Linked DNA regions of Homo sapiens: all the other regions are linked to region 1. A link is a loop called in an ENCODE intact Hi-C map of the cell type or tissue named here. Cell type or tissue: heart left ventricle. All regions are shown on one strand. Links, peaks and the distances in the headings refer to the core of each region. The heading gives the core; the rest is flanking DNA.

What was found. A loop is a pair of places that touch in the nucleus more often than their neighbours do. Peaks named below come from ENCODE experiments on the same cell type or tissue, not always from the same donor. Only the 100,000 strongest peaks of a DNase experiment are listed, where the experiment ranks them.
Region 2: a loop joins it to region 1, with 2.1 times the contacts of the local background. A loop is called at or near these places in 25 of 110 quality-filtered maps.
Region 3: it touches region 1 in a loop (8-fold over the local background); 25 of 110 quality-filtered maps call a loop at or near these places.

The regions. Positions count from the first base shown.
Region 1 is chr1:85,577,707-85,588,236 of GRCh38, forward strand. CCN1 (cellular communication network factor 1) reads left to right here and starts at 3,055. Exons shown (of 5, transcript NM_001554.5): 1 at 3,055-3,341; 2 at 3,659-3,872; 3 at 4,222-4,578; 4 at 4,710-4,918; 5 at 5,034-6,244. The coding sequence starts at 3,279. The coding sequence ends at 5,336. It also overlaps a transcript of DDAH1 not described here. RefSeq lists enhancers at 164-223, 2,623-3,145, 2,876-2,925, 4,192-4,713 and silencers at 3,036-3,165, 3,596-3,655, 3,666-3,715, 3,726-3,775. In heart left ventricle, for the core only: CTCF peaks have their summits at 3,701 (motif pointing left) and 4,881; DNase peaks (open chromatin) are centred at 3,005 and 3,715; H3K4me3 peaks cover 2,500 bases; H3K27ac peaks cover 2,500 bases.
Region 2 is chr1:85,500,049-85,510,578 of GRCh38, forward strand. It overlaps a transcript of DDAH1 not described here. Among named protein-coding and RNA genes, the nearest start is that of DDAH1, 40 kb to the left of the region's middle. In heart left ventricle, for the core only: a CTCF peak has its summit at 2,946 (motif pointing left); no DNase peak of the experiment used is centred there.
Region 3 is chr1:85,487,024-85,497,510 of GRCh38, forward strand. It overlaps a transcript of DDAH1 not described here. Among named protein-coding and RNA genes, the nearest start is that of DDAH1, 27 kb to the left of the region's middle. RefSeq lists an enhancer at 8,206-9,405. In heart left ventricle, for the core only: a CTCF peak has its summit at 8,016 (motif pointing right); a DNase peak (open chromatin) is centred at 8,808.

The sequences.
Region 1 (10,530 bases), core at 2,627-5,126:
AGATTTACCGTTATTATTCTCGGTTGCCGCCAGACAGTGAGCCCTTCATTAGGTAACCTAAAATTCCCTGGCAGCAGCGGTTGAGAGACGTCCCCATCTCTCAGCCCGAAGCCAGGAGCTGCAGAAGACAAGTAGCCCCTTCTCCGTGGATTGCAATCCAAGGCAGCCCAAGGAAACAAGGCAGTCCGTTATTTCCTCCTGGGGCACCCGTATGGGGAGGGTGAAGGAGAAACTAGCAAAAGAGCCATACAGAATTAGCACCCGAAGCAACACTTACCCATAAACATTTGCACATTTCGCCTCCTGTCCGTCAACTTGGACTGATCTGCGGCTCCCAGCGGAGGCGGCGAGAAGGCGACGGGAGGCTGGGGTTTCTGGACGGTCTTTGGGCAGGACTTGAGGAGCCGCTGTTTCTCTTGCCTAATGTCGTCGATTACTAGCAGGCGCAACAGCACATGGTATATGGAGAGGCTGTGCACATAGGTTACTCTAGTGTCTCCCGCTCCCACACCTCCTGGCCCTGTTGCTCCAGCTTCCCACCCCCATCCCACAACACACCCCCTGCTTTAAATGGGCAGCTGACGGTAAGGTTCTCTAAATTTCTCTTCTGGGGCAAACTCATCCTCAAGATTCCCCAGTTGAAGTCCAGAAACAAACCCACACACCCTTGTTAAAAAAACTTTAATGTGATTTTAAAGGAATCTCTGGAATGGCGTGTGTTTGAACGCAGTGCGGCAGACTGGATCTCTGCCGTCCCCCATCCCCAACCTCCAATTAAGGTATATACGGCCAGTTGGATGATCCACTGTGCTTTTATTTTAAATCATGATGGACAGATTGCGTGAAAAACAAGGAATTCCAAAGAATTTCCTGCTCTGGGAAGAGAAGTTAAATCTATATTTAACAACATTTGAAGCTGTCAAGAATGCTTTGTGGTTGGATAACAGAGGCAGAAAAATGTTAAAAACGCAGGCTACTGCTATACCCAAATATGGAAATATTGTTACGTCTGGTGTCTGATTCACCATCTGGAAATACTTACAACCATGAAGTCAAATAGAAAAGACGCCACAACAGAAGCCAGGAACCCTCCTCTCCATTCTCTCTCTAGTTCAACCAGTACTGTCCCTGCACCCCTCCTCCCCCCTCCCGCCCCCCGTCACTTCATTAAGAAGGAAACAATAATGAAATGATAAGGCAGGAAAAACAGTGTTTTGTAAATAATAATTGATGTATTAACCTGTGTACGTGTTGGGCCCACACTTTCCTCACTGTATTTGCATAACACCTGACAATCCATTGTCTTGAAAAGTCTCCCACCCCTAACCCTCTAACAGAGCTTTAGAGATCCCACTCCCTCTAGCAAATGCTGCTTCCATTTATGAAAGGGCACTTTGGAATGAATGAAACTGAACTCCTTCCTGCAAGAATTCTCTTCACTGGAGTGTGTTTTCATCCTGACAGATTCTCATTGTGCTTATCAGGAAAGTCAGCATTAGCACTAAGGGCCTTTTCAAGCAAGACTGCTAAATTATGAAGTCTGAATAGCCTTAAACATTAAAAAGGATAAGTAGTTATCCTAGAGCATATGAGTCTTACATGATAATTTTTATTAAAATTATGCAAAAAGTTTTTGAAACTTGCAGGGAAAGTTTATCAATCACACTAATGGTATTGGTGATGTTCAAGTAAATTGTCTTGTGGTGGGGTCTTCTACTGAGTGTGTTGCAAGTAGAACGGGATCTTAAAATCTGCTGACATTTTTACTGCAAAATATTACATCCTAAATCTCTTTTCTGTACTTGGAGAGAAGGGCATTGCAATTCATTTAAAATGGGAGGCTTCCAGTGGTCCCTAGGAAAGGAGTTAAAAACCCCACAAAATGTCCAGCTTGAAGGAGTCTGCTTTTCCCAGAGATTCATAGGGCACAATGGTCCTGGAATCTGGTTTGGCCTTGCGGTCTTTGCAGGTGATGATTTCAGGCCACTCCACGGTGGTCTCCTGCACTTCTGGCTGGCTGCTTGGTTAGCATAGCCTCCTGCCCGCGGAGGGAGGCGGGAAGGGCTTACCCCGTCTCCTGCATCCGTGAGGAAGTATAAGTCAGCCTCCCGGAGAACTCCCCGCGTTCGTTTCCTCTCGGACTTCCAACCCAGGCAGTGGGCTGGAACTAAAGTGGGAACCTCCAAAAACAAACAAGTACAACATACCCAAAAGAGGGAAGGGCTGGAGGAGTGGGGGAGACCTCTGCCTGGGAATTTGCCAGACGATGGGCAAGTTTCCCCCCGCCCCACCCCCCCCCCGCCTTTTCATTCATAAATGCCACTGTGGGTATTAATTTGCAATTCACTGAACTTTGCTAATAAACATCATGCCAAAGCTTTGGGACTTGTTCCGAACACGCCTCTTTGAAGTCCACAAATATTCCTGACTCAGAGACACACTCCTCTTCCCCGTTCTACTCTTTCAACAGATAACTTGCCTCTCACCTTCGCTGTAAAAAAGCAAACAGCTCACTGCCTTCCCGGGTGAGGGCTTCAGTGGCTGCCCGGTCAACTCGCATCACCAAACAAAACGACTTTTGTTCCTCCCTCTCAGGTCCTCCCACCCACCCAGTCCAGGCAAAGTTCTGAACTGGCCCCCCTCGCCCCTCACGACCCTCCAACTACCATCACCACCATCACGCCCCAAAGAACCCTTCCCAACATAAGTCGTAATTTAAGGTGGAAAAAACGAACTGTTTTCTTGACGGGTCTGGGACACACACACACACACACACACACACACACACACCCCCCGAACTGTTTTCTTGACGGGTCTGGGAGACAGACACACACACAGACACACACACACACACACACACACACACACACACACACACACACACACACACACAAAGGTGCAATGGAGCCAGGGGAGGCGCTTGGCAGCAGCCCGCGCCAACCAGCATTCCTGAGATGTTTGAGAATTCTGGAACGCGCAGACAGAGCCGACGTCACTGCAACACGCGGCGCCTCCGCCGGCCCGTATAAAAGGCGGGCTCCGGGGCGCCTGGGCAGACCGCGAGCGAGAGCGCCCCCGAGCAGCGCCCGCGCCCTCCGCGCCTTCTCCGCCGGGACCTCGAGCGAAAGACGCCCGCCCGCCGCCCAGCCCTCGCCTCCCTGCCCACCGGGCCCACCGCGCCGCCACCCCGACCCCGCTGCGCACGGCCTGTCCGCTGCACACCAGCTTGTTGGCGTCTTCGTCGCCGCGCTCGCCCCGGGCTACTCCTGCGCGCCACAATGAGCTCCCGCATCGCCAGGGCGCTCGCCTTAGTCGTCACCCTTCTCCACTTGACCAGGCTGGTGAGTTGGACTCTCCTTTTGCCACCTATTCCCCGTCCGCTCTCCAGCCCCTTCCCCTGGTCCCAGATTGCCCACGGCAGGAAAAGTTAAAAAGTTCGCGATCGTTTGCGGGTAGCCGTTTCTTTAAGCACTCTCCCCCTCCCCCCGAAGACGTGTCGGGACCTCTTGGTGGGAGCAGCCTTCCGAGGTGGCCGGGCTGGACGAGATCAGAGGCTCCCCGTCGATAGGGTCGGAGACCCCCGTCCCTCACTGCGGCAGCCGCGGCGCCCCTCCTGCGCACCGCGCCGAGTCTCACGCGTATCTTCTCCCCCTTCCAGGCGCTCTCCACCTGCCCCGCTGCCTGCCACTGCCCCCTGGAGGCGCCCAAGTGCGCGCCGGGAGTCGGGCTGGTCCGGGACGGCTGCGGCTGCTGTAAGGTCTGCGCCAAGCAGCTCAACGAGGACTGCAGCAAAACGCAGCCCTGCGACCACACCAAGGGGCTGGAATGCAACTTCGGCGCCAGCTCCACCGCTCTGAAGGGGATCTGCAGAGGTAAGATGCTTGTGGTTTGGCCCCTTTAAAAAAAATACTAGTCCCCATAGTCCAGAAGTTTAGTAATTCTGAGACCATGTATGGTGATGCTTTGTTGTTGGTAGCTTGGCAGAAAGGCACATGATTTCAGCAGTCTGGAATGCAATTCAGTGTGTCTGGGCCCAACGAAAGCGCATACGGAAAAGTGATTCCTGACTAACTTATTGTTCTGGTCTGGAGTCTCCGGGGAATTGTAGGGAACTTTACCATAAATTGAATTTAACAGCAGAAAATATGTATGAGTTTCAGGCGGTGGTTTGGAATCTTAACTTTATCCCCTTCTACCTTTCTCTTTTGGTGATCTTTGCAGCTCAGTCAGAGGGCAGACCCTGTGAATATAACTCCAGAATCTACCAAAACGGGGAAAGTTTCCAGCCCAACTGTAAACATCAGTGCACATGTATTGATGGCGCCGTGGGCTGCATTCCTCTGTGTCCCCAAGAACTATCTCTCCCCAACTTGGGCTGTCCCAACCCTCGGCTGGTCAAAGTTACCGGGCAGTGCTGCGAGGAGTGGGTCTGTGACGAGGATAGTATCAAGGACCCCATGGAGGACCAGGACGGCCTCCTTGGCAAGGAGCTGGGATTCGATGCCTCCGAGGTGGAGTTGACGAGAAACAATGAATTGATTGCAGTTGGAAAAGGCAGCTCACTGAAGCGGCTCCCTGGTAAGTGGAGACTGAGCACTTCAGACACTGTACTGAGATGCATTTCTGGTCTAAATCTTTGTAGAAATGAGTGCTTGAGCCTGTTTGTGTCGGTATGCCTCTGAGAAGTCTTCCCTCTTATATGTCTCTAGTTTTTGGAATGGAGCCTCGCATCCTATACAACCCTTTACAAGGCCAGAAATGTATTGTTCAAACAACTTCATGGTCCCAGTGCTCAAAGACCTGTGGAACTGGTATCTCCACACGAGTTACCAATGACAACCCTGAGTGCCGCCTTGTGAAAGAAACCCGGATTTGTGAGGTGCGGCCTTGTGGACAGCCAGTGTACAGCAGCCTGAAAGTAAGTTCCTTCAGGGACGTGTAGACTGTTGCCTGGCAGGTGGGTGGGATGTGAACATCTTTTTGAAGAAAGAGAAATATCACCCCTAACTTTCCTTCTCTCCTTTCTCTTACAGAAGGGCAAGAAATGCAGCAAGACCAAGAAATCCCCCGAACCAGTCAGGTTTACTTACGCTGGATGTTTGAGTGTGAAGAAATACCGGCCCAAGTACTGCGGTTCCTGCGTGGACGGCCGATGCTGCACGCCCCAGCTGACCAGGACTGTGAAGATGCGGTTCCGCTGCGAAGATGGGGAGACATTTTCCAAGAACGTCATGATGATCCAGTCCTGCAAATGCAACTACAACTGCCCGCATGCCAATGAAGCAGCGTTTCCCTTCTACAGGCTGTTCAATGACATTCACAAATTTAGGGACTAAATGCTACCTGGGTTTCCAGGGCACACCTAGACAAACAAGGGAGAAGAGTGTCAGAATCAGAATCATGGAGAAAATGGGCGGGGGTGGTGTGGGTGATGGGACTCATTGTAGAAAGGAAGCCTTGCTCATTCTTGAGGAGCATTAAGGTATTTCGAAACTGCCAAGGGTGCTGGTGCGGATGGACACTAATGCAGCCACGATTGGAGAATACTTTGCTTCATAGTATTGGAGCACATGTTACTGCTTCATTTTGGAGCTTGTGGAGTTGATGACTTTCTGTTTTCTGTTTGTAAATTATTTGCTAAGCATATTTTCTCTAGGCTTTTTTCCTTTTGGGGTTCTACAGTCGTAAAAGAGATAATAAGATTAGTTGGACAGTTTAAAGCTTTTATTCGTCCTTTGACAAAAGTAAATGGGAGGGCATTCCATCCCTTCCTGAAGGGGGACACTCCATGAGTGTCTGTGAGAGGCAGCTATCTGCACTCTAAACTGCAAACAGAAATCAGGTGTTTTAAGACTGAATGTTTTATTTATCAAAATGTAGCTTTTGGGGAGGGAGGGGAAATGTAATACTGGAATAATTTGTAAATGATTTTAATTTTATATTCAGTGAAAAGATTTTATTTATGGAATTAACCATTTAATAAAGAAATATTTACCTAATATCTGAGTGTATGCCATTCGGTATTTTTAGAGGTGCTCCAAAGTCATTAGGAACAACCTAGCTCACGTACTCAATTATTCAAACAGGACTTATTGGGATACAGCAGTGAATTAAGCTATTAAAATAAGATAATGATTGCTTTTATACCTTCAGTAGAGAAAAGTCTTTGCATATAAAGTAATGTTTAAAAAACATGTATTGAACACGACATTGTATGAAGCACAATAAAGATTCTGAAGCTAAATTTGTGATTTAAGAAAACAGCGCTTCATGTTCATCAGAATATAAAGCCTAAGGGTCTCCATCACTCTGTGAGATGGCTATAATAATTTATTATTTTAATCACCAGGTTAGTGGGCATGCCACTTTAGTAGAGTAGAGAAACCCTTTAATGAAAAGGGGTAGTCCATAACTCAGGCTGCCCACATCCAGACCCATGGGCAAGATTGAATATAATTAATGTATTCTAAAGACTTGCTTGTTTATAACTTTATATTTTCCCAATACCGTTCCTAAAAATTAGAACTACTTAGAAATTTACCCTTGGCTGTTATGAGGAAAAATCTGAGTCTATAGGAGTCAGTTTGTTTTCACTAAATGAGCTTGAAGCATGACTTGTGTTAATCCTAATAAGCCGGTGATTAGGTAAACATGCTGTTAAATGCAAAGGAATGCAAGGAATTTCAACTACTTTTCCAATAGCGTGAGGGCCAAGCTACCCCATCCCCCTTTCCTTTTTATAATATACGTTATATTGATGGGGGAGGGAGCAGTTATATAGAGTTGGCTATTCAGAAGGTCAAAGGTCCAGAGCATTCCTAAAAGAAAGGGACCCAAATCATAGGTCTAGGAGAGGTTGAGAAGGCTGTGTCAATGTTTGTGAAAATGTCAGTAGTCTGTTTCAGAAGCATCTTCATCTTTAGAAAGCGCTGACAATAAACCTTTTATAGGGAGAAGTTTTCCTTTCATCATCACTGTTGGCTCCTGTTCAAATCCATAGTGAAATATTTCAGTCCGCACTTAGTTAAGAGAGTACTTGAGTTTTTAGGCAGAAGAGAAAGTGCTTTTAAAAGGAATGGAGGAGGACAGCTCCTGGGATCCTGAAGGGATTTTTCCAAGTAGATTAAATAAGATCCATACTTTAATGAAGACCCACAGAAAAATACTGCCTAAGAAATGGTTTTAAAGCCTTATGGAAATGCATAGAGGTTAATATAAATGCACTAGTAAAATCTATGGCCAAAAGCCTTCACTTCTGATTTTGACTTGCCTGAAATATTACAGCTTGTGCCTTCTGAATAGTCAGGTTTCTTGCCTGAGACATTCAAATGTTAAGGTATTTGAGAATTTAAACATCAGCTGGCCCAGTCGTGGATGCAGTTAAACTTGTCAGTGCAATGTAACGTGTGAAACATAATAAAGGTGTGAGGCTTTTGTGGTGCAATCTTGTTGAACAGACATCTAAATCCATAGGCAAGATTTACACATTCCCAAGCATCAACCCTGAAGTATTGCTCTCCAACACTGGAGTCCAACAAATTGCTTCTTATGCAGAGATCAAGGAGCAATATTTTACAGATCCTTTCAGTGTGCAGGGAAGTAGTATTTGTCCAAATAAGCTCAAATGTGAAACAGAACCTAGTATGGGAAAACACTGAATCTTTGGGTTATTAATTTCATCCTAGTAAATATAATGAGGGTGATTGAAAGTGCCAATTCCATTTACAATAAGTGTGTTCAATTAATAAAGAAGATGAATACAAGCAAATTATGTCTTTTGTTTAGCTATAGAAAAACCTGAAGAAATTAAAAGTAGTGGAGAATAAAATTATGATATTTAGAACACGTAAGTTTTACCTACATCCAGAATGGAGCTCTGCCCACTTTAAATATTGAGAAAACAAACCAAAAATTATGCATCTGCATATATGAAATAGAAGTTACATATAGAAATATTCATTATAATATATATGTACCTTCCCATGCACAGTAAAGACCTTGGGTTGTTCTTGCTTTTCAATCCAAAAGATCCTGGTGGTCTTGAGCTATTTTTTGGTAGAGATTTTAGAACTGAGAGAGTGATCTCAGAATCTTAGGCATTCCACGAATTTTAAGAAATACTCTATGGGACATTGAGCAGCACAGCAAGTAGTCTCACTATGACTATTTTTTCATATGAACATATGTGTTGTCTGCTCCACAAAGAGATGCAACTGAGTCAAAATTAGCAAAGCATATTTTAGAGTTATGTTTTCCAACAGAGGGAACAGACTTGGTTTGTTCACAACCTCTTCTTGCAGCCTTCTGGCACTACTTGAAAGTCAGTTGAGCAATAGCAGTGGTTCAGTATGACCACAGTACAGAGCAAAGCTATGCTCTGGGCAGAATGGCAGGTGATACAGTGGAAAGAATCCCATGGAATCATGTCTTTTAGCACCAGCTCTGCCATGAATTCACTAGGTGACTCTGGGCAAGTTTCTGTTTCACTCCCTCATGTTAAAGTAGGAAAATAGCTTTCAGCATTTTTGTCACCCCAAAAACCCTTTCTCATACACCCACTTCGGTACATTGGCTCTCATACCTTAAAACTTTTATCTCCTCAAGTAACCACATGTGTGAACTGAAAACTGCTCAAGGCTTTCTGTCATCAAATGCACTTGTTTCCATGAAGCGTTTGAAAATGTATTGTGGCTAGACCCCTTCCCCCCCCTTTACTTTCTAAAGCACCCTTGGTTAGAGGACACAGCAATTCCTGGATCTCAGAGTCTACAGGTCCATACTTTAACCTCACTGTATAGCCCTATCCAGGCCTCATTAACTCCTTGCCCTACACAACTGATGCTTTAAAACAAAGCATATTCTGAAACATGACAATGATCCATTTGTCCTACAAATAGATTAGATATAGCTGTGACTTTCTCCATTGGTGGTGGGCAATATTCATCCATGTAATCTTATAAACTACAATTAATAAATACTCAGATGCATTTGTTACTGCTTTGCTGTTTCCATATATTCTGTTCATATATTCTGAATCTACCCCTTTCTCATCTCCAGAGCAAACCTCTAGATGAGACCACCATCATCCCTTGTCTGAATTACCAGAATGGCCTCCTCATTTATAGCATATTGTATTTTCCAAAGGTGGCTGCAGCAATATCTCCCACTCCATGTGCCCTTCTGCAATGTGCCTCTGTTGCTCCCCCATTAATGGGGGGGTCTATTTCTCCACCCTCTTGGATGTGGGTGAGCTCTTGACCTGTGAATGTGGAGGAAGCAATGCAATGTGGTACAAGTTCCACATGCAGTACTGGCTAGGAGTTCCTCCATCTTTTCTCTTAGAAATGAGCTTCCATGTAAGAAGTACAACTACTCTGAGACCAGCAGACTGTGAGAAGCTGAAGCCACATGGATAGGCCTTAGAGAATGAGTTGCCATGTGGAGAAAGAGAAAGGACCAGGAGCACTTGGGCATTACACCTGTCCATGAAGAAACCATCTTGGAAGTGAATCCTCCAGCCTCAGCCACCCCAGCTGATGTCTTGTGAATCAGAGATGAGCTGCCCAGCTGAGTCCTTCCCATAGTTCCTGACCCACGAAATAGTGGGCAAACCAATACGGTAATTATAAAGAAATAAGTTTTGGGTTTGTTTGTTACATAGCAATAGATAACCAAAATATCATTGGTTTCCATTCTTCCCCTTTTACATTTTTAAACTGACTCTTTAAAAATGTAAATCGGACTATATGGACCCTTGGGTTAAAGGCTCCAATGGTGTCCCACTGCTGTCAAAGTAGAGATTTAGCTTCTTACTTGGCACCCAGGTCCTGGACCCTGCCTACTTCTTACCATTCACCCTCATTCACTATACTTCCACTTGCCTTTTCTTCTTCTTTGAAAAAGCCAAGCAATTTCCCCTGCAGGGCCTTTGCACTAGCGTTCCTCTGCCTCAAATGCCCCTTCCCCTGACCTAGGCTTCTTCTTGGCATGTAGGTCTCAGCACAAATGCTACCTTCTTAGCAACCTTTCTTCACCACCCAGTCTAAATTATTAATAGTTCCTTACACCAAGAAGTTTTTTAAGGGGCAGAGCAAAAAGGTGGAATAAAAATCCCCAACAATCATCCCCACTGCAGGAACACCAAATTTAACAACTACCTACACAAAAAAGAACCTTTACAAGAACCAGAATTCAGATGAGCACTCACAACCAGTTTCTAACTTCATATCGTTGAAAGAGGCACTGAAGAGTGTAGGAAAGACAGTCTTGAATCACTGCCACCACCCCTCCCCCATTCTCTGGCAGCAGCCACATGGTGCAGAGAATCTGTGCTCTTGGGAGAGGGAGACTACAGCAACTAGGAGACTGCCTGGAACGCAGTGCTGCCCTGTCACAGCAGAGATGCCCACCTATGGAGGTAGCATTCAGACCTGTCCTAGCCAGAGGAGAATCACCCATCCCAGTGGTAAGAGCTGGAGTTCTGGCAAGCCTTACCACCATGGGCTGAAGTGCCTTGGGGACGTAAATAAA
Region 2 (10,530 bases), core at 1,985-4,484, 78 kb before region 1:
TTCTCTCTCTTTTCTTTTCTTTTCTTTCCTTTCCTTCCTTCCTTCCCTCCTTCCTCTTTCTTTTCTTTTCTTTCTTTCTTTCTTTCTTTCTTTCTTTCTTTTCTTTCTTTCTTTCTCTTTTTTCCTTCCTTCCTTCATCTTTTCTTCCTTCCTTTCTTCCTTCCTTCCTTTCTTTTTTCCTTCCTTCCTTCTTTCCTTCCTTCCTTTTTTCCTGTCTCTCTCCCTTCTTCCCTTCCCATTTTCTCTTCTTTTCTTACTTTCATTTTTTTAAAGGATCTTTATCTTTCACTAGGTTTCTCATTCCAGGTTGACAGGTTTTATTTCTTTTAGCACCTTAAAGGTGTTATTCAATTCTCTTTTGGCTTATTTGATAAATCAGCATTATTGTTCCCCTGGGTCTTGCGCAGAATGAGTCTTTTCCTCATACTGCTATTAAAACTTTTTTCTTTGATCCTTGGCTTTCATAAACTTGGTTATAATGTACCCAGGAGTGGTTTTCTTTGTTTTTTATCCTGCATGGAGTTTATTGAGATTCTTAGTTTATGGGTTAATATTTTTCACCAAATTGGGAATTTTTTCAGCTATCACTTCTTCAAATATATTTTCTGCCCCAATTTCTCTTTCATCTTTTTCTGGAACTCCAGTTTCACAGATGTTAGGCCACCTCATACTATTCCACAAGTCAGAGAGGCTCTGTTCATTTTTTTCAGTGCTTTTTTCTCTATGTGCTTCAGCTGAGATCGTTTATATTGCCCTGTCTTCAATGTCACTATTTTTTTTTCTTCTATGGAATCTATTTTGCTGTTAAGCTCATTTAGGGATTTTTTTTTCATTTTAGGTGTTACATTTTTCAGTTCTAGAATTTCTAGCTGGTTTTCTTTTATACTTTCCATTTTTCTAGTGAGAATTTCTATTTACTGGAGTCCATATTTTCTTTAAAATTTTAAACATATTTATAAGAGTTGTTTTAAAGCCTTTGCTTGCTAATTTTAACATATCTGCTATCTCTGAGTATGTTTCTATTGACTTAAAAAAATCTGTTGTGGTCATGCCTCTTCACATATCTAGTAATTTTTGAATTGTATGCTAGACATTAAACGCTACATTATCAGGTCTGGATTTAAAGAGTGTTAAGTTTTGTTACGTTAATTTACTAGTGGAGAAGCTTAATTTTTACAAAGCTGTTTTTAAACTTTATTTGGATGAACTTAGTATAGCCTTGAGTCCAGGGCTAGAGTAGCCCTCCTCCTACCGCCTGGCCTTTCTTGGTTCTTCACTGAAAACCCCAGGGAATCACTGAGAACATCTCCACTCAGAACATCTACATCTCCAGTTTTGTGCACCTTCTGGAATCTCCACCCAGTTTACAGCCCCCCAGTAGCTATTTGCCACCAGACTTTGTAGAGTCTCACCCAGAAAGTGAGAAGCTTAGCATTTGTCCAAAGACTTTATAGTACCCATATGCAGATTTCTGGACCTGTTTCTCTGTGCAGCTTTCTCTTCATTAGCCTGACCTACAAATTCCAACCACCTCAACCACCCTGAACTGTGATCTCTGCCTCCTCAGAACAGTAAAGCAACCATTATCAACTTGGGCTCCATTTTGCTGTGCCGCCAGGAAAAAAGACAAGGTGACCAAGGGTTTCATCTCATGTGTTTCCCTTTTCCCAGGGATCAAAGTTCAACACTGGGTGAATTTCAACGTCTGAAAACAGTTGCTCCATATATTTTGTCCAGTTTTACAGCTATTTATGGCAAGAGGGCTGGTACTAGTAACTTCATCAAAGCCAGAAGCAGAAGTCCTTCACACTGGATACTTTTGCTCATCATCTCCTGTTTGAAATTCTCCCTGGTTTTTAGAACTCTAATCTTGATTTTCCTCCTAAATTTCTTATTATTCTTTCACTACCTTCTCCTCCTCTTTATCCTTTAACCATGCTTCCCATGCCTAAATTATATTCATTCTTTAAAATCCAAACTTTCTCCATAAAGCTTATCCAGTCTGCTACGCTGGAATTTATGCCAGGTATAAGTATATATGAACATACTTAACACTTTATTGGCACTGCTTCAGACAGCACTTTGCACTTTCTGCCTTTTGAACGATCATGTCACTTCCATATTGTAAACTCTTTGAAGACACGGACAATGTCTAATTTATCATTGTTTCTTCCTCAGAGCTTAACACAGTATTCCTCTATTCACCTTTAATTCTGATATGGTGCTACTGGTGGTTGCCCAACAACGAGAGGAAACGACATTTGCTGACTACACCCCACGCACTCTGCTAGATGCTTTGCACATGTTATCTTGCTTAATTCTTGAGAATGATACTGAAAAGTAAACACAACCAAATGACAACAAAGCCAGTGGCTCTGACTGAGATCACACATGCTCAACTGCTGGAATTTCAGTTCTTTGAATCTCTTCCTTTCTCCTGGGAAAATGTGACACTTTTGAGGACCTCCTTGCTGTCCCTTGCTTGTCACTGCCATCATTGCCCCCTTCTCAGATCCCTCTGGCTTCAGCCTGGTAAGAGGCTGCTTCCCATCTTAGTACCTCCCTAAGAAGTTTTTCTTGTGGCATCACCACCACTGCTGCTTCCACCTATCCCCACCGCCACCACCACTGCCATTGTTTCTGCAGTGCTGCAGCCACTGGTACAGGGCTGCTCCAGGCCAGGCAGTTTCTCACTGAAGCCTGGCCTGCATTAAAGAGTCCTCTTTTGCTGCTTCTCTTCTGGGTTCTCCAGAGATAGCCCTGCCTCTCCTGCCTCCTACCACCTCTGTCTGCAGAGCCATGGGGAAGCCCTGGAGGAGTCACACTACCAGAACACTCGGGGCCTCTGCCTGCCTTTGTCTCCTGGAGTCAGATCTGCTTCTCCTTCAGCCAGATTTTCTCACTATCCATAGCTACCAGTCAGTGGATTGATGTCCCCCTGGTGGTGGATCTCATTGAACACGGACTCAGTAAATTGTTAAGTGTTTGCTAAGAACTTTTTATGTGTATGGAATCCTATTAATTGTCAAGAAATAAGTTAAAAAAAAACCCCAACAACCAAATTAATAATTTAAAAACAAACATTTTGTTTGATAAGAGTTCCTTGCTTTAAAAAAGTTGAAATATATTAGACTATATAGATGTTCTTTATCTTTTTGTTTGTTCATTTGTTTGAAATGGAGTTTCACTCTTGTTGCCCAAGCTGGAGTGCAATGGTGTGGTCTCAGCTCACTGCAACCTCCGCCTCCTGGGTTCAAGCGATGCTCCTGCCTCAGCTTCCTGAGTTGCTGAGATTACAGGTATGCGCCACCAGGCTAATTTTTTGTATTTTTAGTAGAAACGGGTTTTCACCATGTTAGCCAGGCTGGTCTCGAACTCCTGACCTCAGGTGATCCACCCACCTCGGGCCTCCCAAAGTGCTGAGAATACAGGCATAAGCCACTGCACCCGGCTGATGTTCTTTAAAGTTCATCTATCTATCTATCTATCTATCTATCTATCTATCTATCTATCTATCTATCCATCTATCTATCCATCCATCTATCTATCTACTAAGCCCATGAAGGTACCAGGTTCTGTTCCCAGTACTTGGAATACAAGATAGACAAGATGCCTGCTATCATGGAGCTTCCAATAAACACACAAACTAACATCACCTACTGATAAGTACAATATTGGACAGTGGTAAGTGATGAGAAGAAAATAAAGCAGGAAGATGGGATAGGAAATAGTGGCAGGAAAACATGAGATAGGGAGATGAGGGAAGATCTCTAAGGTGACCTCTGGGCTAAGTGGCAGGTGATGATGGGGGAAAAGGTCAGTCTAGGGAGGGAGAACTTCAGTATTGCTGCAATGTAACGATCCAGGAGGTGAATCACAGGGGATGCGGTCAGACAGACAGACTAGCCCAGATCAGGTAGGGCTTACAAGTCCACAGTAAAGAGTTTGGATTTTATTATAAATACAGGGAAAGGATTGGAAGGTTTCAAACAGACTGGCATGCTGTGATGATATTGCTCAAAGATCGCTTTGGCTGCAGCGTAGGCTGCATTGTAGGGAAGCAAGAGCATAAGACCTCAAGACTCCAAGACCCATTAGGAGCTGTCATAACCTAAGTAAGAGATGATGGCTCTATAACTCCACGAAATAAATGTGTGTTTTATTAGATCATGCCCTCTGTTGATAGCCCACTGTACAGGATACTGGATCTACTGTATAACAAAACTAGATGGCAGGGTCATTGGCCTCAAAGACCTTTCTGTAATTCAATGGAAATGACAGGTAAAATTAAAGAGAACAAAGGGTGATAACTTATTGAGTCAATAAAAAGTTGGCAGAGATGAGCAGGCTCTCAACAATAGTCTTTGGCTGTGATAAAATCTCCTGGGTCACTCTCCTGGGTCACACTCCTGGGTCACCATAGTGCTATAGAAGAACCAAGAAAACCATCATTCAGATTTTGAATCACAGTAGCATAACCAAGCAAACTGCAAGCAAAATATGAATATGATTGTCACATATTTGCTGAGCACTTAGAATGTCTGGAACTTTCTAAGTGCTCATGCTCTAAATGAGTCATTTAGTCCCCAGAACAACACTGAGACAGTGATTATCATCCTCCTCTTCTAGATGAAAAAATCACAGCTTAGGACATGGTGACTTGCCCACTGTTACATACGCTAAAAAGCATGAGAACCCATCCTCAAACTCTGACTAGTCTGCTCCCAAACCCAAGCTTATAAGGATGATGGCAATGTTTCCCAGGGTTGCCTGATAATAAGAACTATCTGTGGCACTTGTTAAAAATACAAATACCTATCCTCATTCCCTACCCCATGCCAGACCCACTGAATCAGAATTTCCAGGGAGGGGTCTGGTAAGCTATTTCTTTTAACAATGGCCCTCAATGATTCTTTTTTTTTTTTTTTTTTTTTTTTTTTTTTTTTTTTTTTTTGAGACGGAGTTTCACTCTTGTTGCCCAGGCTGGAGTGCAATGGCGTGATCTCGGCTCACTGCAACCTCCGTTTCCTGGATTAAAGCGATTCTCCTCCCTCAGCCTCCCGAGTAGCTGAGATTATAGGCACACACCACCATGCCCGGCTGATTTTTTTTATTTTTAGTAGAGACAGAGTTGCACCATGTTGGTCAGGCTGGTCTCCTGACCTCAGGTGATCTACCTGCCTTGGCCTCCCAAAGCCAAATATTATGATAACCGTATTATCTTTTTCTTAATATCATAATTATTCTTATTATATGTCTTACACCAGAGTAGGCCACACCTAACAAAAAAGAAACACAGATAAATGGAGAATATAATACAGAGGAACAATCAAGGCAGGTGATAGCAGACACTTCTAGGAAGAAGTAAGTTTTGAGCTGAATTTTGGAAGGCCTGCTAAGAGGGAAAAAGTATTTCATTAAAGAAAGGCATGAAAAAGACACGAATAAGAGAATCAGGTGCATACAGTACTGATAGGAATTGATGTCCCGAGGAGAGAAGGTGATTTGATTCAGTGCACACCCCACTGCTCAGTTCTTACATAGGTTCAAGCAGGTTTAGAGCACTTGTGGTTTACTGAACCTGTCTATATTCTTGGCCTGATCTTGAGCAAGATTGTGCTAGAAGGGGAATCCTTGAAATAATACTCTATTATCATTATCTGAGATTAAAGGGTCAGAAAGAATCCTGATTTGAGAAATTTTTGTTTTTTAAAACTAAACTTATTTACCTGACTTCCTACAATAGACAAATGATCTCAAAAGAGAAACTTACTTGGAATATTATAATCATAGAAAATTTTCTTTAATTGATTTATAGACTTTTTTAATACATTTTAAACTGGATGCCATAGAAGCCATGTCCTAAATTCTTCTATAGCATTACCTTTAACAGCCTGCAACTTAACCAACAGATGTTCATTGAACGCTGACTTTACACCAGACACTGTGAGCAGCTCAGGGGAGACAAAGATGTATAAAATGTGGCTATTAATCATGAGGATTCAGAATCCAGTGGGAGAAGACAAACAACCAGATATGTAATTCCGTGACAAGTTCTAGAAGGAAGGTTGTAAAAATGAATGGCTGAGGTGCACTAAAGAGAGAGCCCCTCAGTCTGCCCGGGCCTGACAGGGCAACATGAATGGTCTTGCCTGCTGGGTTTTGAAGTATTCACCAGATTTCACCAGGAAAAGGATGCAGAAAGTCTTCCCACCATGGAGAGAGAAGGAAGAATGACAAAGAGGTCAGTGTGAAAGAGTGAGCATTAAGTCCCATGGGTTATCACAGAATCATACTCTGCAGTCACAATTTTTTCATTCTGCAGCAGTTTTTTTAAAAAAATAAATGACCATTAGCATTTAAAATAGGGCAGTATTAGTATACAAATCTTTATTTCTGACTTAATGGAAACAAAGATTTCACACTTGGCCCACATCCTCTCACAGCAACACTCACCTGGTCCCAAGTAATAGCTGCCCCCTTCAGACAGGGCTCCTGATCCCCAGTCCACCCTAGACCCACAACTTAAACTCTTTTATTCCCAGCCCTCTATGCGGGCATTTGAGTTTGTGACCTAGGTAGAGCTTAGGCTATGAGGCAGTAGGAGAACACCTTGAACAAGGATGTGATGTCAGTGTAGCTTGAAGCAAAAGTGTGGATGGCCTTGCTTGCTAAGCTTATTCAGACTTTACCATGTGGGTGATGAGGAAGGGAATGACTACTGATAAAGTGAAGCAAGGTAGAGAAATGGTGACAACTGATTTTTAGGAAGGTGCCTCGGATAGATGGCTTGGAGGCATTTAGACTGAAGACAGAAACATAGGAGGCCACCACAAAGGTTCAGGTAAGAGGCGATGAAGAGCAGTAGTCAGAGAGTGACCACGGGGATAGAAAGGAGTTCCAGAGGCACAAAAGAAGAGGGGGTAGAGGCATAAATTCTTTTCTAAATTGTTTAACATGAAACATCTAGAAAATTGGAAAGAACAGTAAAATAAATATCTCTACAATCTCTTCAATGTAGATGCAACAATTGTTACTATTTTGCCATATTTGCTTTATCTTTCCATACACACACAAATATATATATATGTGTGTGTGTGTATATATTTTGAAAGTTGTTGAAATCATTACACCTCACACCTAAACATTAACACCTAAATATACATCTTCTATAGGACAGACGCAGTGGCTCATGCCTGTAATCGCAGCACCTTGGAAGGCTGATAAGCAGATTGCTTCAGCCCAGGAGCTTGAGACCAGTCTAGGCAACATGGTGAAACCCTGTCTCTACAGAAAATACAAAAATTAGCCAGGTGTGCTGACATGCAGCTGTAATCCCAGCTACTTGGGAGGCTGAGGTAGAAGGACTGCTTGAGCCCAGGAGGTTGAGGCTGGAGTGAGCCATGTTTGTGCCACTGTACTCCAGCCTAGGTGAAAAAGTGAGACCCTGCATCACAATAAATAAATAAATAAATAAATAAACAAACAAACAGCATCTCCTAAAAATAAGAATTTTCTTATACATAATTGCAATGTCATTATCATTTCTAATAAAATTAATATTAGCTCCTTAATATCATATAATACCCATGTTATTTAATATATGCTCATATTCAGGTTTTCCCTAAATGTTTCTAAAAGTTTTAGCTGTTTTTATCAAGCTAAGAGTCCTTTGAAGTTCTCGTATTGGGTTGTTATGGCCTTTTAGTCTCTTTTAACCTGGGACAGCTCCCCCAGTCCTTCTCCCCACATAAAAATGACTTTTGGAGGAATAAAAAGAAAATAGTTGTTTTGTAGAATATCTCAAATTCAGATTCTTCTGCAGGATTCTTTGTAATTTGATTTTTCTTTGATTCCCTGTAACTCCTATTTATTTGAGGTTAGGCCTGCCTAAAAGCTTACTTCGATTCAGATTAAGCCCTTTTGGCAAGAATACTTAATAAATGATTTCATGAATTTCATCTGTACCCCATCAGGAGGAACATAATACAAATTTGTCCCGTATTAGTGATTCTAAGGTCAATCACTTGGTTAAAGTGGTGACTGCCAGATCTTCTCCTTTGTACTTTTTACATTTAGGAAGTGACATGTTCTGTGATGCTTTGTAACCGTGTGAATAACCGGTTCTGCAATAATCTTTTACTATTAAAGATCCTTGCCTGAATCGATTATTTCATTGGGAGTTGCAAATTAGTAAATTTCAAATATTATCACTCCTTCATTGGCATTCTTCTCTAAAGATAAATTTTCCCTCATCAAGTAGATGATATAAAATTCCTTTTAAAAAGGCAAGGTAAGATAGGCCAAGATGGCCAAATAGGAACAGCTCTGGTCTGCAGCTTCCAGTGTGATTGACGCTGAAGACGGGTGATTTCCGCATTTCCAACTGCAGTACCTGGTTCATCTCATTGGGACTGGGTTGGACAGTGGGTACAGCCCATGGAGGGCAAGCTGAAGCAGGGCGGGGTGTTGCCTCACCTGAGAAGTGCAAGGGGCTGGGAGATTTCCATTTCCTAGCCAAGGGAAGCCCTGATAGACTGTACCTGGAAAAACAGGACACTTCTGCCCAAATACTGGGCTTTTCCCAAGGTCTTAGCAACCGGCAGACAACGTGATTCTCTCCTGTGCCTGGCTCCGCAGGTCCCACACCCATGGATCCTTGCTCACTGCTAGGGCAGCAGTCTGAGATCAATCTGTGAGGCGGCAGCCTGGCTGATGGAGGGGTGTCCACCATTGCTGAGGCTTGAGTAGGTAAACAAAGCGGCCAAGAAGCTCGAACTGGGTGGAGCCCACTGCAGCTCAACAAGGCCTACTGCCTCTAGACTCCACCTCTGCCGGCACGGCATAGCTGAACAAAAGGCAGCAGACAACTTCTGCAGACTTAAACATCCCTGTCTGACAGCTCTGAAGAGAGCAGTGGTGCTCCCAGCCAGGCGTTTGAGCTCTGAGAACAGACAGACTGACTCCTCAAGTGGGTCCCTGACCCCCGTGTAGCCTAACTGGGAGACATCTCCTAGTAGGGGCTGACAGATACCTCATATAGGCAGGTGCCCCTCTGGGATGAAGCTTTCAGAGGAAGGATCAGGCAACAATATTTGCTGTTCTGCAATATTTGCTGTTCTGCAGCCTATGCTGGTGATACCCAGGCAAAGAGGGTCTGGAGTGGAACTCCAGCAAACTCCAACAGACCTGCAGCTGAGGGACCTGACTCTTAGAAGGGAAACTAACAAACAGAAAGGAATAGCATCAACATCAACAAAAAGGTCATCTACATGAAAACCCCATCTGTAGGTCACCAACATCAAACACCAAAGGTAGATAAAACCACAAAGATGGGGAAAAACCAGAACAGAAAATTCTAAAAATCAGAGTACCTATTCTCCTCCAAAGGACTGCAGCTCCTTGCCAGCAGTGGAACAAAGCTGGACAGAGAATGACTTTGATGAGTTGACAGAAGTAGGCTTCAGAAGGCCAGTAATAACAAACTTCTCTGAGCTAAAGGAGGATGTTCAAACCCATCACAAGGAAGCTAAAAACCTTGAAAAAAGATTAGACAAATGGCTAACTAGAATAAACAATGTAGAGAAGACCTTAAATGACCTGATGGAGCTGAAAACCATGGCACGAGAACTTTGTGACATATGCACAACCTTCAACAGCCAATTCAATCAAGTGGAAGAAAGGGTATCAGTGGTTGCAAATCAAATTAATGAAATCAATTGAGACGACAAGGTTAGAGAAAAAAGAGTAAAAAGAAACAAATAGAGCCTCCAAGAAATATGTGACTATGTGAAAAGACCAAATCTACATTTGATTGGTGTACCTGCAAGTGATGGGGAGAATGGAACCAAGTTGGAAAACACTCTTCAGGATATTAACCAGGAGAACTTCCCCAACCTAGCAAGGCAGGCCAACATTCAAATTCAGGAAATAGAGAAAACACCACAAAGATACTCCTCGAGAAGTATCTTTCTCGACAACTCCAAGACACATAATTGTCAGATTTACCAAGGTTGAAATGAAGGAAAAAGTGTTAAGGGCAGCCGAAGAGAAAGGTCAAGTTACCCACAAAGGGAAGCCCATCAGACTAACAGCAGATCACTCAGCAGAAACCCCACAAGCCAGAAGAAAGTGGGGGCCAATATTCAACATTCTTAAAGAAAAGAATTTTCAACCCAGAATTTCACATCCAGTCAAACTAAGCTTCATAAGTGAAGGAGAAATAAAATCCTTTACAGACAAGCAAATGCTGAGAGAATTTGTCACAACCAGGCTTGCCTTACAAGAGCTCCTGAAGGAAGCACTAAACATGGAAAGAAAGAACCGGAACCAGCTGCTGCAAAAACATGCCAATTTGTAAAGACCATTGATGCTATGAAGAAATTGCATCAATTAATGGGCAAAATAACCAGCAAACATCATAATGACAGGATCAAATTCACACATAACCATATTAACCTTAAATGTAAATGGACTAAATGCCCCAATTAAAAGACACAGACTGGCAAACTGGATAAAGAGTCAAGACCC
Region 3 (10,487 bases), core at 6,925-9,424, 86 kb before region 1:
GTATGATATAGTGTCCGTAAAACAATTGGATGTTTAATTCGCCAAAGTAGGTTGTGAGAAAAGTTACATTTGTGTTCTTGGAAGAGAAATTAACCCTCTTCAAATGGATGACTGGATCCTTTTCTCAGTAGTTGCTCTCCTTGTACTTAGGACTTCCAACCAAGGGAAGTTGAAGGAGAAGGTGTCACTCTCAGGCACCATCTGAGCATTATTGAGAGTACTTGAGAACTTGTGGCTATCACCTTTCAATTGAATACATGTCATGTGGGCACTTCCAGCTCTGCTGGCAGTAGCCAACGCAGATCCAAGAAAAGGGCAGTAACAATAAGAATTGCCTACACTGTCATGGGAGTTATTAAAGAGCTGACTGGGAAAGTTATTTAATACATCTGCTCCTATTCTTTCATCTTGTTCAAATTGTGCCTGCATCAAATGTAAACTTCTGCTTTAGTTATTCTGCTAGTCAGCCATCTTCTTTCAACATAATCAGTATTTTTCTTCTTTGAATATAATCTTATTTTTCCAAATGAAATGTTTTTGTTATTAAATGTTTTTGTTTTATTACTTTAAAAAAGTAAATTTTATTTATTTAATTCCTTGAACTGGTAGCACATTCACATAGTTCAAGCATCAAAAAGTATAAAAAGATATACAGCAATGTCTCCTTTCCTCCCTTATTCTCTATCTGCCTATCTCCAAAAAACAGGTAACCAATATTATCAGTTTCTCATTTACACTTCCCAAGATTTAAAAAACATATATGCAAGCCAGTACAAGTATATTTTCTCTTCTTTTTTTAACTCCCATTGCAGTACACATTGGCACTTTGCAGTACACATTGGCACTCTTTTCTCCCCTACTTAAAAATAAATCTTGGAGGCTAGATGCAGTGGTTTACACCTATGATCCCAGCACTTTGGGAAGCTGAGGCAAGCAGATCACTGGAGGTCAGGAGTTCGAGACCAGCCTGACCAACATGGTGAAACCCCGTCTCTACTAAAAATACAAAAAATTAGCCAGGTGTGGTGGTGCACACCTGTAATCCCAGCTACTCAGGAGGCTGAGGCAGGCAAATCACTTGAACCCAGAGGCAGAGGTTGCAGTGAGCTGAGATCGCACCACTGGACTCCAGCCTGGGTGACAGAACAAGACTCTGTCTCAAAATAATAATAATAATAAATATTGGAGATTGTATTAGTCAGCTCAGACTGCCATAACAAAATACTATAGATTGGGTGGCTTAAACAATGGAAATTAATTTTCTTACAGTTCTGGAGGCTGAAAGTCCAAGATCAGGGCACCAGCATGGTCAGATTCTGGTGAGGGCTCTCTTCCTGGTTTTCAGATGGCTTTCTTCTCACTATGTCCTAACATGCAGATAGAGAACCAGCAAGCTTTCTGGCATCTAATCTTATAAAGGCACTAATCACATCATGAGAGTCCCACCCTCATAACCTCATCTAACCCCAGTTACATCCCAAAGGCCTCATCTCCAAATATCATCATCATATTGAGGGTTAGGACTTAAACACATGAGTTTTGAGGGAGACATGAACATTCATTTCTTAATAGAGATCTTTCCATATAGACATATAAAGAGCTTCCCTATTCTTTTTTACAGTTGCACAGTATACTACTGTGGCATCAAATACCCTTAATGTCAAAACTGGGAAAACTGAAGCTGTCCTTAATCATTTTTTTGCTAATAGGATCTGCAGAAACAAAGTTAGAGAGCTAGAGTCCTAGAGACTGAAAGGTGATGTTTCTGATGAGGTTAGACATAAACTGGAATTATATTCTGATGACTGGTGAAAAAGTATTAAAAGTCAGGCAACATGTTCAGTGTATATTCATTAGCATGTCATTAGATCCTCAAAATTTCAGCATTCTGAATCAAATACGGTTGAATTTTCTAATATGAAGATGGTGACTGCATTTGAAAATGCAAATTAATAGACATACGCTATGAAATGTATTTTTGTCATGTCACTACTTATAAACAATAGTCAACTTGCACCCAGCTGTTACTTACCAGGCATGTTATACAGGCCATTCTAGCCATTCTAAACATGTTTAGTGGAAGTTCTGAGAAAATGTTAGCACAGAAGATTTAGTGGTCTTTGTGAATAAAGTTAAAATGGTTATTCAGACCAGAAAAGGGAAAGAACTAAGGAACAAAGAAGGGAAAAACAGTATGACCACAAAATACGTTTGGATAACCCTACTGAAAGCAAAAATAATAGGGTGTGTGCTATTCCAGCAGCCTGAACTATCACTACCTGAAGGAAGAGAAGGCAGAGACAGAGTAAATGTCTGTAAAATATGGCTGAAATTAGATTCAGGGATAAGGAGGGAAAAATCAATCATGGAATTAGGGTTTCAAGCCTAGGTGACTCAGTAAAAGAGTAACACTGTTGGCTGAGATAAGGTGGAAGATATTTGGAGTGGGGTAAGAGTTTATTTTACTATACATTTTCTTTGGGGGCTAGTGGGACATCTAGGTTAAAATTATCAGCAGGCAATTAACAGAGGTTGAAGAAAAGAATTTGTTGGTGGTTTCAAGGAGTATTTATGAGAATCAGAGAGAGAGGGAGAGAAGGAAGGACAGAATGATAGAGACCACCCACATTTAGAGATAGAAGGGAAAAGATGGACATTGAAGGAAAGAGGAATGGTTAAAGGGAGAGGAGGCAAATCAAGGTAATGAGGTTACAAAAACCAAGGAAGGAGGATGTAGTTAACTGTGTCAAATACTGGAAGATAAAGTTATGAACCCCTAACATAGTATTTTAGGAGACAGAATCAGATTTTAAGACATTAGGTAATGAGTTGAACAGTGATATAGTAAAATTAAAAAATATTTTATATTGATGGTTTTTTGAAATGATCACGGAGGGAAGAAGAAAGACAGGATTATGATATTATTCCATATTTATATTCTACTTCAGAGTAACAGAGCACTTTCCCAAATATGATCTCATTTGATACTGTTTCAAGAGGTAGGCTTGTGGTGGATAAGTGGAGAAAGATGCAATGAAGAGAGATAGTTGAAAATGCAAATAGAAGATGAAGGAATGAATGAAGTTAGTTTTCTAAGGAGGTAGACTAGGGAAGAATTTAGTGCTGGAAAAGACTAGGAATACCTCTAATTTTGAGACAGAAAAGAAGAAAAAGTGAGTTCATGAAAATATAGGAACAATTTGAGGTAAAAATAGTTTAGAAAGATTCATGACTAAAAGACCTGAAAGTAATCAAGGTAACCTTGAATTGAGGGCTGAACTGACAGGAGAAATGTGAAATGAGTGGGAAAATAATGATGTTGGCATAAAAAGTCAAAACACTGACTCTTCACCCAGTCACAAGCTCTCCGTATCTCTAACACAGTATGATAGTTCTCCCACTAATGTAATGATGAGTGGTCATTGAACCACTGGAGACAAGGGCAAACAGTTCAATGTCTTAAATAAACCCAGCAAAGCCATTAAGCAAAGTTCATTCACTATACAATCCAATTTATAAGTCTGCTTTGAGTACCACTCCCCCAAGCCCATGCTACAGGAAGGAAAAGCATTAAGCAATCTGTTAAAATAATGCTTTCCAACAGGACAAGACAGCCTGCAATTTTTCAACCAACAGGGATGTTAGTCTGTGGTCCAGCCTCTAGACACTCTCTTTAGAAAGTTCTGCTTTCTCTAAGATAATGCCCAAATGTTTATAACTTCCTTCTTTAAATAGTATGCATATTAAGAAATAAATTTAAGTCTGTAGTCTATGAGATAACACAAGTGGGGGACAAAATTATGATAGGCCTCCCTTCCTGGCTGGGCAGTCCATGTGACATGTCTGCTCAGGGCTCATGGCATCTCAGCCAGACATTCTGAGATTCTGGCCTCTTGGCTCCTTGAGCCAACTCTACCATTAAAATATTAATTTCTCTATTATAACTCATTGAAGGTGAAGGTTATGATTTTTGCTTGCCCAATACACTTCCCTCTCTTCTAATGACAACAGTAACATGTATTCTTTTTTTTTTTTTTTTTTTTGAGACAGTCTTGCTCTGTTGCCTAGGCTGGAGTGCAGTGGTGTGATCTCCACTCACTGCAACTTCTGCCTCCCAGGCTCAAATGAGCCTCCCACCTCAGCCTCCCAAGTAGCTGGGACTTCAAGTGTGTGCCATCATGCCCAGCTAGCTTTTTTTGTATTTCTGTAGAGATGAGGTTTCACTAAGTTAGCCAGGCTGGTCTCGAGCTCCTAACATGTCGTGTGCTCTTAATTGGGCCAATTATATTACTCCATCTTCCTGGCTTGGTGATTGGCTCAGGGAAGAGTATATGACCTAAACTGATTCAATGCAAGTGATTGTTAGGATTGTTTTCAAACTGCAGACAAAGACAAAGGAATCCTCTTTCTTTGCTGGTAGAACTGCTGTTAGGATGAGATGAGAGATCATAGTTGCTAGGATTCATGTTCCCCATGGCATGGAGAAAGCTCATCTGCAAAGAGAACTGGAAACATACATCAGAAATAGAGAGTATAAGCCCTAAAAGTGTGCTTGCCACTGAGTCCAGACATCCATAGGACCAGCTGTCCACATTCTGTGTTTGGGTGACATCAGCCAGCAAATTCTCTTTTTTTGTGTGATCAAGTTGGAATTCCGTCATTTGCAAAGTAGCCCAACTTGTACATAGAATGTCTTATACTTACAAGGTGCCCAATAAACATATATTGGTTATCTGGTTGGTTTGATGTCAGTGTTTTTTCTGTATCTTTTGCTTGTGTACTTTGTACTCTATACCATCATTCTCAATAAGGCTTGTTCAAAACAAAGTCTGCAGTTTGCCTGTAATAACTAGGTGACCTAACCCCCTATACTGGCATGAGGAATATGTCTGTGTTTCAGTTTCCTAATTTATAAAATATGGCAAATAATAATAGCAGCTACTTATTTAGTATCTACTAAATTTCAGGTGCTGGTCTAACACTTAACATACATTATCCTAATTCTTATGGCAACTTTATGAGACATGCATAATGATCCTCATTTTATGGATGAGGAAGCTGAGATGCAAATGAGGTTAAATGAAGTGACCAAAATAATACAGCTTGACTGGCAGAATTCAGATTCATACTCAGGCTTGTCTGAGTCTGTGTTCTTTTGAATGTCCTATGATGTCCTACTTATTCAAAAAGCTTTTGTGTGTGTAATAAGATAATGCAGGTAAAATTGCTCTAAAAATAGAAAATGTTCAGAAATCATTCTCTAATTAACAATAAAAAAATGCAAAAATGGACTCAAATATTAACAAGGAAGACTTAGGTTAAGTGGAACATTGTGACTACCCAAATTGCAGCATTAGAAACAGTAATAGAAAAAAATAAATGCAGAATCTCATATAAATGTGAAATTTTATGAAGAGGGAAAGTGCAGCCAAGATTCTGTTCCATTTCTGAAATCTCAGTAAAACTCGAAAGGATATAGATAAGCATTGCTAAGCTAGGGAGAACTAGATCTCACTTCTCATTTTCCTCATTGGACCATTGATATCAGCACGTGGAATTTCCTTTGTGATCCTGTTGATGGACAGCATTTATAAAATAATGAACATTCTGATTTACAGATCTGAATGGCAATATCAGTAATGTTTAAAATGAACAAACATATATACTTACACTGTCTATGTAGCATTAAGATATATATAAACCTAATTTTTGTATAAGTTTAACGGAAAGAAATGTAAGGCCAAGTCTATGTGTTAAATGACATTTTGTAGTAAAACCCTTATGTTTTTCAGCTTGTAATTACTCTCAAACAATGTCAAGGGAACCAACCACATTATGAACTGTCTATGTCCATTTTCTTCATTAGACTATGAGTGCTTTGGGTACAGAAACTGTGCCCTACATATCTTCTTACCCCTAGAATCTAGCATAGATAAAACTTGGCATATGTCACGAAGGGTTGCATTATCATTTTATGGGTCCTGGAAACTTTTGCCTTCATGGGCCCCTTCCTTCATTAAAAAATATTTAAAATTATATTTTATGATCATCCTGGTATGAAAATGAATATATTAATATTATATATACTTTCTTTGACCTAAAATTTTATCTTTTTCTTCTGATTTTAAAATAAAAAAATTTGTTTTCTTCTGATTTTAAAAGACTGTTTTTATAGGCCTCTAAAAGTATTGTGGGCCCCAGGTGCTATGCCTACCTTGCTTAGGGATAAGTCAGTCAAATCCTATGTGTTAAATATATTTTTGTTAACTGAATGAAATGAATAAATGACTTAAAGTTAAGTTGGTGGTAGTGATTCTTAAAGCTTCTATTTTGGAGTGACTTTCAGCTTAAAAAATTTTTCAAAAGCAAATAATTAATAAAATCACCACAACATACTAATATTCATTTAATCTGAAGCCAACTATTGAAGTTTAGTACTGTAAACAAAATTAAAACCCAAGGGCAGTGTAGAAGGCTGTCAAAGTGGCAAAATAAATATTTTAAAATAATATCAGAGGTTGCTCCAATATTGAACAAACATTGCACACCTCTTAAATAGAGAAATTTAAATATTTTCTTTTTAAAATTCTGACATTCCAAAAGAGTCAGTTCAGAAGGTAGATACTTTAAAAAATGTGGGCTTATACTTGGAGCCACATGGTTATTGACTAGAATTTAGTTAAGCATGTGCCTGGAACGCTAGACCTGCTGCCTTTCACAACATTGCTTTTGGAACTCAGCATCTCTCCACTGTTGCTTCCAGAGACAGCTTTTTAAAATGGAAAATTGATTGATGAAATCTTAGGCATGAATACATGCCAACGCATCTAATAAATTAAAATACTGTCATTTTATAAGAAAGGTTTATTGGCTAACTGTGTATTTCTAGTAATTCAAAGTCTAGTGTTTAATTTACATAATGAAATGCAGAAATCAATTACTTGGTCAGTAGTAAGGTGAAACTGATGTTCAAAAGTATGTTTTGGGATGCAACCAGGCTGGCTTATCCACTGACTTAAAATGTAGAAGGTCATATCTGAGCAGTTTTTTCCCCCTTCTGAATGTATTGAACAATGTCCAGAATATGAGGAAGCATCTTTGCATTGTCTGGATAGGGTTGTGTGCAGATTAATATCTGGATAATAATTCAGATTTGCCCTTCCAAAAAGGATATCACACATATAAAGTAGTGCTAGTATTTATAGGATGGGCATTTACCAGAACAGCTCTTAAAGGCTACATAATAAAATTGCATTAAGGCTGCCTAACTTAATTAAACATAGCTACTGAAATGAATTCAGCTAATGGATTCTGCTTCCCCAAAGAGTACTCTCTCTTAATAATAATTTTAAAAGCAAAAACATGTTTTTCCTCCTCTTTTTCATAATATGTAGCCACCTGACCAAGAGTAGTGTTGGGAGAGAGACTGTCCCTACCACCCAGGAGACAGCAGGAGGGAGAGGTCATCTAGTGATCACACTCCTGCTTCTCCTCTCCAAGGGCAAAGGGCTGCCTCAGCAGCTGTCACATCCTGCTGCCCTTTGAAACAGAAAACCAGTCTAGAGTTTCACACTTATCTCCTGCTTTGCATTACCAAATTGGCAGTCTTGCTAGACCCTAGTAATTGCCTTTCATAGATGAAGGAAGTGAACGCTCTAGGGAATGGTGAATGGGGAGGGCATTTGTGTTTGGGAAGGGGCAGTACCTGGTTCAGCTGTCTGCCATCCATCAGATGGTTCTGCAGATGAAACAAGCACAGAGGAGGAAGAGAACACACAAGGTCACTTGGTCTATCTCAGGCAGGCAGGCAGAATCATATCTTTGTGCACAGTGAACCATAGAGTCTTGTGAGGAGATTGCTAGTCATACAAAGGCACATCATGAAGGACTTCAAAGATTCCCATTGTGGACTCACAAATCACAGTTACTCAACTCACCTTCTAGTCAGACTAGCCCCTGTTTTCCCACATTTCCCATACAATGTCCTGCTTTTGCCATCTTACTGCTCATTAGCAGTTCCAGCAGAGGGCAGGCGGGGGAAAGGAGAGGAGTTGTATATTATAGCCAAATATGTCTTCTGAACGTGTTAAGGCAAATTTTCTGGATTACTTAGAGCAACAGATGTCTTTCTGTCCAATTTTTTTTTTTTTTTTACTGTCTATCTGTCTGTATAGGTATTTCTAGTTTTCAGGGTCTCCTCTTTCAAGGAATTTACAATCTGGCTTGGGAAAGCAAAATGAAGACACATGAAATAATGAGAAAGCCATGCCATAAAGCCATCCCTGTTATTCCAAGCAAAGTCATGGGTTTGAAGAGAAGAAAGAGAGGTCTTCATGCACTGAAGTTGGTGATAGCATTTGTACATTAAAAATATAAATTGAAGTCAACAATTAGTGCAGAGAAGTGAGACTCAGCAAATGGGCAGATGTAATTGTTGAAAATTCTGTAAACAGGCTTGGGTAACAGTCCCATAGAGAGGACTTGTAGGCATCCAGTGAGAATGTGGTTTTTGTAGGACAAAGGTCTCACTGGATCTCAGTACCAAGCCTTTGCCATGATCAGCTGGAATGAAGGCGCTGGGACACTGAAGCTTGGTTGGCATTCCGGGAGGAAAAATATTCAGTATCTTTCCATATCATTCATTAAGGTCTGTGTGACAATGTCATGAGCAATTCACTACTGGGAGGTCTTCATCAGATAAACAGGGCTGCAAAATTCATGGCCAAGGAATGTGGACTGGAGAGACACTCCCAGCCACAGCTGCTACCTGAACACCCAGAGCTGGCTGGGAACCAAGGAGACATGCTGAAACCAGGAGCCTCAGCGACGAGTGGCAACGTTACAGACGCTTAATCCTGAAATGAAAAGTAATTGCTTCTGGCTTAAAGAATAAAGGAAAAACAAGATCAGCCTTGGCTGGATTACATTTTTTTAAAATACAACCACGCTAAAGACCGGGTTCTGCTACTTGCTTGGTGTTTGAAAATGTGAGGAAATGGATGTTTTCTGTCAATGTAATTTAAATCTATCCAGGAGTATTGACATATAAGAACACTTGAATGCAAGTACATTTTGATGAATATAATTAAATCAAATGTGTTTACTTTTAGCTGTAAAGGAGGACATCTAAAATTTAACTTACCTAATATAAATTTAGAAGGTCTTTCTTGAAAATAGCTCTTGCTTTGTATTTTGAAGCATTTCCTACTGAAAAGTCTTGGCCAAAGTTACCAGAGCTCCTTTTCCATACAGATGAAACTGCAAATGGAGAAATATGGAAGCAGAGAGAGGGGAAAGGCATTTTAATACCTCTAATATATTTCTGTGATGAAATAGTCTTCTCTAGAGAGAAGAGAATTCATGAAAATTCACTAAGGAAGAGCTGCAAGTTTGTTATTGTTAGAATAATAGAAAGATGACTTTAACTCACAACTGAGTAAGTAATATTTGTGTTCTTACTTGTTTACCCCTCAAGACCTACAGAATGGCAAATGTCAGGAGATGTTCTGTACATAGAGTCGGTATTTTCCTTGAAAGCAAGAGAGCAATGACACAGAGTAAAAACAAAGTAAGAATAAGAGGAAAACAAATCTTTCCTTTCCAGTTCCAATTTTTAAGTTATATGTATTAATTTAAGATATTTGTAGCAGACTCACAATGATGTACAGCAAATTAATTGAATTATATCTTGTATCCTAGAACTGAAGCTGCTTTGTTTCCTGTTTGGTTGAGTCATATGAAATTGTCTACACAAATAGCAATTTCATATAATTTAACCTAATATCATAAACCTTCACAGGAATTCATCAACCAATAATAACCAGTAAGAAATAAAACCTAGCTGGTTTTCCTGCCATCATTCAGCACGAACACTAATACTATAAAACTAATATAACACGTACTATCTTCTTGCAGGCCTTAACATTGAGGACATTCTGCATAAAGGAACAAAGGCTATTTACAGACAATGTTCACAGTTTGTGTTTCTGCTTCATTAATTCAAAACAGAAAAAAATAATTCTTATACCAGAAATGTTTTGGATACCACCAGGATGACTTAACCTAACAGAACAGCACAATGACTGACAATTGTGTCTGCTTCTTGTGAGCTCAGACTGATGAACAACTGGAAGGCCAGCCACAGGCCCAATAACCTGATGCACAGTGATCACAAACATAAGGATTTATTTAAATAAAAGGTGTCATACAGCTCATGAGGTAAAGAAACAGCCACAAATAGCACTAAGAATGCAAAAAATGGCTGTGAGTTGTACTCTCTATTGGTATATAACACACAGCTGGTGACCCAAAAAGCCATGGTATTTCCAAAGGCGAGGGACTACGGTACTTAGCAACACTTTGCAGATTTAAAAAGAAAAGACAGCAGTCCTTTTTACAGCAGTGTTCTGTCATTCTCTGCCAAGAAAGAGTACTAACTGTTAAATTGGCCCCAACTATCTTTTTCACATTGAACATGATTCAGATGT